2 separate regions of the Homo sapiens genome follow, and region 1 is linked to region 2. A link is an interaction called in ENCODE POLR2A ChIA-PET data of the cell type or tissue named here. Cell type or tissue: Panc1. All regions are shown on one strand. Each heading gives the region's core, and the rest is flanking DNA. Links, peaks and the distances in the headings are about the cores only.

What was found. Peaks named below come from ENCODE experiments on the same cell type or tissue, not always from the same donor. Only the 100,000 strongest peaks of a DNase experiment are listed, where the experiment ranks them.
Region 1: POLR2A ChIA-PET joins it to region 2 with 5 read pairs; 2 of 35 experiments call an interaction of 5 or more read pairs at or near these places.

The regions. Positions count from the first base shown.
Region 1 is chr9:4,143,380-4,146,300 of GRCh38, forward strand. The region is part of intron 2 of GLIS3 (GLIS family zinc finger 3); the gene reads right to left. Among named protein-coding and RNA genes, the nearest start is that of GLIS3-AS2, 150 kb to the right of the region's middle. In Panc1, for the core only: no CTCF peak of the experiment used is centred there; no DNase peak of the experiment used is centred there; H3K4me3 peaks cover 2,090 bases; H3K27ac peaks cover 2,284 bases.
Region 2 is chr9:3,925,366-3,928,286 of GRCh38, forward strand. All of the region lies in intron 6 of GLIS3 (GLIS family zinc finger 3), which reads right to left. Among named protein-coding and RNA genes, the nearest start is that of GLIS3-AS1, 28 kb to the left of the region's middle. RefSeq lists an enhancer at 1,930-2,921. In Panc1, for the core only: no CTCF peak of the experiment used is centred there; no DNase peak of the experiment used is centred there.

The sequences.
Region 1 (2,921 bases), core at 280-2,779, 220 kb after region 2:
AACATGATGAAACCCTGTCTCTACTAAAAATACAAAAATTAGCCGGGCATGGTGGTGGGTGCCTGTAATCCCAGCTACTCAGGAGGCTGAGGCAGGAGAATTGCTTGAACCCAGGAGGTGGGGGTTGCAGTGAGCCGAGATTGCACCACTGCACTCCAGCCTGGGCGACAGAGCAAGACTGTCTCAAAAAAAAAAATAAAAACAAAAAAAAACTACTCTCTTAATAAATTTCAGGTAAACAATACAGTATTGTCAACTATGGTCACCACATTGTGCATGAGCAATCTCCAGAACTTATTCGTCTTGCATACACTGAAACTTCGTACTCTTTGACCAATATCTCCCATTTTCCCCACCTCCCAACCCCTGACAACCACTATTCTACCCTCTGCTGCTATGAGTTCCAGCATTTTGGATTCCACACCTAAGTGAGATCAGCCAGTATTTGTCTTTCTGTAGCATCTTTTGTCTTTTTCTATCAAGCACACTGAACTATCTATGGCGAAACCATCTAAATGTTTGAAAGAGATTTTCCACCATCTTCAGAATTCTAGGATCAAGCCAGTGAGAAAGAAAAGAGAATAGACGACGTCTCCCTTCCTGTTTAAACATAGTGAGCACCTTAGTATGGAAAGATTTTCCCATTATCTTCTTTCAAAAATGTGTCAGCATGGTTTGGGGGAGGGTGGGACGACAGGGCAAGTGGGAGAGCTGTTATTGGACCTCAGGGGAGAAGGCAAGGGAACAAAGATCGAGAAACCTTGCTCCATAAATGCTGTCCTGTCATCTGACACCACAGCGCAAGGAATGCTACTAACACCTCCGTCCAAAGGAGGAAAGAATAGAGTCCGAAAGAGATCTGAAAAGAAGGCGGATAATTCAGCTCAACCGACTTGTTTTTTGACACGTAGCCTTGAAAAGAACAATTTTACCTCAGAAACTTGGCAAATACAAAGTGATATTTTTTGATAGGTTATAACATGCATTTTACTAAATGCATGAAGAGAGGGCGAGGGAAAAAAAGGCCAGGTATCTGAAGACAGGAAAGTTGTCAGGTTTCTCGTTTCTGTGTCATTTTTGTTTAGTCGGTCAAATGAAAATTCAAAACCATATAATTAGATGGTTGTTTATACATGATTAAGCATGAGCTCATTGGACTCTACATGCCAAAAAGTCAGAGATGTGGTTAAGGGCAAGAAGGAACTATTAATAAAAGGAAATAAAGCTGTAATACATTTTTCACTTATGAATAAAAATAACTCAAAGGTCTCTAGATGGAAAAAGAGAAACAAAATCAACCATGAGTAGGGGCAAGAAACCAGATAATTTTATAAATGGTTAGAATTCAATAAAACATAAGCCACTGGTATGAAAAGGCTTTTTTTCCTCCTCCATGATTCTAATCCTATTTTTTGCTTCTCGTAAACATAACTCACAATGAGAACATAACAAAACTTACCTGTATTATATTTCTTTAGAACTGTTCTGGGAAATATTTAAGCAAGAACATGCTGTTTATTTACAAGAGTTACTTGTTCTTCATAACTGTCTTCACCAGTAATCCTCTCCGGAAAAACCAATAGCTGTCAGCTCCCTTGGAAAAGGCAGTGTCCTTTTGTTTTTAACAACTGCAGAATTTTCTTCCCATAGCGAAGTGAGCCCATTGAAAGCAAGGCTTAACTGACCATAACCTTCATAAAGGTAAGGCAGATGCTCCCAGATCCCCCACAGGATCTGTGATTTTAGACTTGGGCTCTGAAAACTGGTGAATCAACTGCTCATAGACCAAACACCACACTATGGATGAGGTCAGTGGGCAAGTCTTTGGGATGGCAGAGAAAATAAACTGATCCAGGATCAGCCTACTTACTCCTTGTTAGGTAAGGTTTTTAAGCCAATACTACAACGTCCCACTACTGGGAAAATACATCAATACAGGGTACCTCTGGAGAACACGCTGGTAAATGAAAAACTACACCCAAAGGTGGTTCAATTGTGTGTGTTATTTTCTATAAGCAAACATATCTTTAGGTTGCCAAGGCTAGTACCTTTTGCACACAACTGCTGTGATACATATAGTACAACCAATTGATTGGAACAACATGATCTAAAACCAAAAATGACCAAAGCCCACAGGATATCGCAACACACAGTTCTTAAGAATGAGGCTAAAATGAATCTAATAACATTCAAAAAGCCCATAATGCCTAAGAGGCATGAACACCGACTTTTACAGCCCGACTCTGAGAGCAGTCTCCAAGTCACATCAGTGCCCTCTGTCAGAGGGACCTAACATCTCAAACTTCCCTCTCTTTCCTCTCCCTTCCTCCCCTTCTCTTCCTGCCAGCTTCCCTCCTCCCTTTGTTCCCCCTCCCTCCCTCACTTTCTCCCTTTCTCTCCCTCTCTCTCCTTTAGTATCAGCCAGTTCTGACTCCCAGAGAGAGTAATCTTCTCTGGGAAGTGCATACCCGCTCAGTAGAATTTAAACAATATACTTCATTTAAGCCTGTATGATAAACTACAAAATATAGAAATTCCTAAAAAGGTCATTTCCAAGAAACTAACATGACAAAAAAGTACAAATCTGAAAAGGCATGGACAATTGAGACAAAGCACAACATTCATAACTAATTTGGCAATTTTAACCTATAAAACCTATATATTATCTACATGTCTTACATGAGATAGGTACTTTGTTCTAAAGATACTTTTTAATTATTGACCTGATTTTGTCAAATTCAGTTCTTAACATATTCATTTAGTGCAAGAAGCTACCCAAAGCTGGGAGGAAAGTGCACTTTCATGAAACAAAGTCTTTATGCACCAGAACTTTATGGATTTGTGTCTTTAATGTTGAAGGAAGGGGGGACACCTTACTAACTTAATAAATATCGATTATTTGAAACCGTTGAATATCTACT
Region 2 (2,921 bases), core at 203-2,702:
CTCAGAGCTGGCATGGGCCTCGCCTGTACTGAGTACAGCAGGTCCTGGAATAACGTGGTGTCTTTATAATGCTGATGAGAAAAAAAATCGATTCCTGGCCAGAGCTGGTGTCTGTGTGAAGTGTTCTCCCCATGTCTGTATGGGTTTTCTCCAGGTACTCTAGTTTCCTCTCATGTACCAAAGATGTTACCATTAGGTGAATGGGTGTGTCTACATGGTCAGTGTGTGTGCGTGTGCGCGCGTGTGTGTGTGTGTGCGCGCGATCACTGTGATGAGACGGAATCCTCTCCAGGCCTTGAACTGTTGGGGTAGGATCCAGCCACCCTCAACCTTGAACTTAAACAATTGGGAAAATAATTTTTGTATTTGCTTTTAATTATCTTTCTTAAAAGTACATAAGCTCACATTCACTTCAATGTTTAATGTTAAAAGTGTTTGAGATCTTTATTTAGAAGTTTGATGATGTTTTTGTGACCAGAAATATGCCCTCGGAACTTAATTCTCGTTTTATCAATTAGCCTTTGGTAAAATTGGTTCTGTTATACATCATGTTGCTTAGAGTTGCAGTTTCCAAGAACCTACTGAGGCCATTAAGTGAGGGCAGAGTGTACTCAGAGAATCACAAATGCTAACCATCTGGGTCATTTTCTTAGATGGGAGCACTAAGCTATGCTTTTCACTGTCTAGCATGCAGTCCCTCAATTGAGTGCCATCTCCGTTAAGGAGGACAGGCTGCAGAAAGGTGCAATTAAAACAAATTAAGATGATCCTAACATCTATTGCTATAGTTTAGTAGTATCAGGTTCTTTTTTTAAAAGCTCATACAGGAAGGTACAGTATTGCGACTAAAGCAATGCTTTTTCTTTTGTTTTTTTTTTTTTCTTTGACGGAGTCTTGCTCTGTCACCCACACTAGAGTGCAGTGGTGCAATCTCTGCTCACTGCAAGCTCCACCTCCTGGGGTCATGCCATTCTCCTGCCTCAGCCTCCAGAGTAGCTGGGACTAAAGGCGCCAGCCACCACGCCTGGCTAATTTTTTGTATTTTAGTAGAGACGGGGGTTTCACCATATTAGCCAGGATGGTCTCGATCTCCTGACCTCATGATCCGCCTGTCTCGGTCTCCCAAAGTGCTGGGATTACAGGCGTGAGCCACCGCACGCGGCCTGCAATGCTTTTTAAAAATTTGCAGCCAATCTATATTTTTTCATTTCTTTCTTCCTTTCCTCCTTTTCTTTCTCTCTCCTTCCTTCCTTCCTTCTTTTCTTTCTTTCTTTTGTCTTCTCACTCTGTCACCCAGGCTGGAGTGCAGTGGCATGATTACAGTTCAGCTCACCACAACCTCTGCCTCCCGCGTTCAAGGATTTATCCTGCCTCAGCCTCCCAAGTAGCTGGGATTACAGGCGCACGCCACCATGCCTGGCTAATTTTTTTGTATTTTTAGTAGAAATGGGGATTCGTCATGTTGGCCAGGCTGGTCTTGAGCTCCTGGCCTCAAGTGATCCACCCACCTCGGCCTCCCAAAGTGCTGGGATTACAGGCGTGAGCCATTGGGCCTGGCCTCATTTCTAAATTAGTCATTTGAATGTGTTCCCACTACAAATATGATCAGCTCCTCAGAGAGGCCTTTCCTGCCCATCTCACTTCAATAGGCCACCCTCTGTTAACATCCGTATCAGTTCCCTTATTGTTTCCTTATCTGTATTTATGTGGCTGATTTTCTGTTTATTTTTTTTACTGTTGTTGGACTTTCATGAAGATAATGTAAATCTATGAGGGCACAGAACTTGTCTGTCTTATACACATTTGTATCTCTGGATCTAACCTAGTGCCTGACACGCAGTAAGTACTCAATAAATATCTGTTGAGTAGAATAAATGATATTCCTTGAGACTGTACTTTGCAAACAATGTAGTAGAAGAGTAGTTTGTTGAGATCTCTGGAGAAAAACAAAGATGGTTTAGTTGGCCAAATAATTTTGAGCAACGCCTAATGTTACCTTCCTTCTGGAATACTGGTATATCCAAGGCTCTGAGAACTATTGCAAGAAAGAAACCCTTGGGTAGTACTTAACTTAGTGTGTCCTAAATTTATATGACCAAAAAAACTTTTTAAAAGAAATATCTAATAACATTCTGTGGAACGTATTCTAAAGCGCACACCTCGGGCAACAGCTTTAAGCACGAAATAAGATCCTGGACCATTACCCCAGAGATGGTGGTAGATATCTTTCGATATTTTTCTGTATTTACGGAAAGGCCAAAGACAGCTTTTCTGATCACTCAAGAAAGGAAGAGAAGCTTATTCTTACTAAGTGGTCACTTTCATTGACAACCTCTCCTAAATCCTGCAAATTATGGATTCTTACCTCTTTTTAAATGGCTCCCATCACTATGTAGCATCAAAATGCTCTGGAAAGCATAGCTGGCAGCATATTGGGTCTACCTAAAAGGGAAGCCTCCAAGCAACTGGTTTCAAATCCAAATCACTGCTATTGGCACAGGGTTAAATTTAAGATGGCTTATTTTTTCATTTGAGTTTAATTATTAATTAGCATAAAAATTTCTAACCAAAAACACTGGTGTTACAAAAGCATCTCCCAGAGCCTTTATTGAAGTAAGTTACTTTTCAAATGAGAGCATCAGGATATTCAGGTATGTCTCACCATCATTTTGAGGTGTGAGGTAAGTAATGCATCATCAACAATGATTAAAGTACAGAAGTTTGTGACTCGCTTTTAAAAAATCAGTGCCGTTTCAATGTCATCCCCGTAACAGCATCACTCTCCGTCACGTGCATTCTAATATAGTTTCTAAAATGTGAGAGGAAGAGGTGGACTAGTTCATCTTGAGATGATATGTCTGTGATATGTGCCTATTACTAATATTCTATTAATAGTATGACTGATTTTTAATTTATTCCTG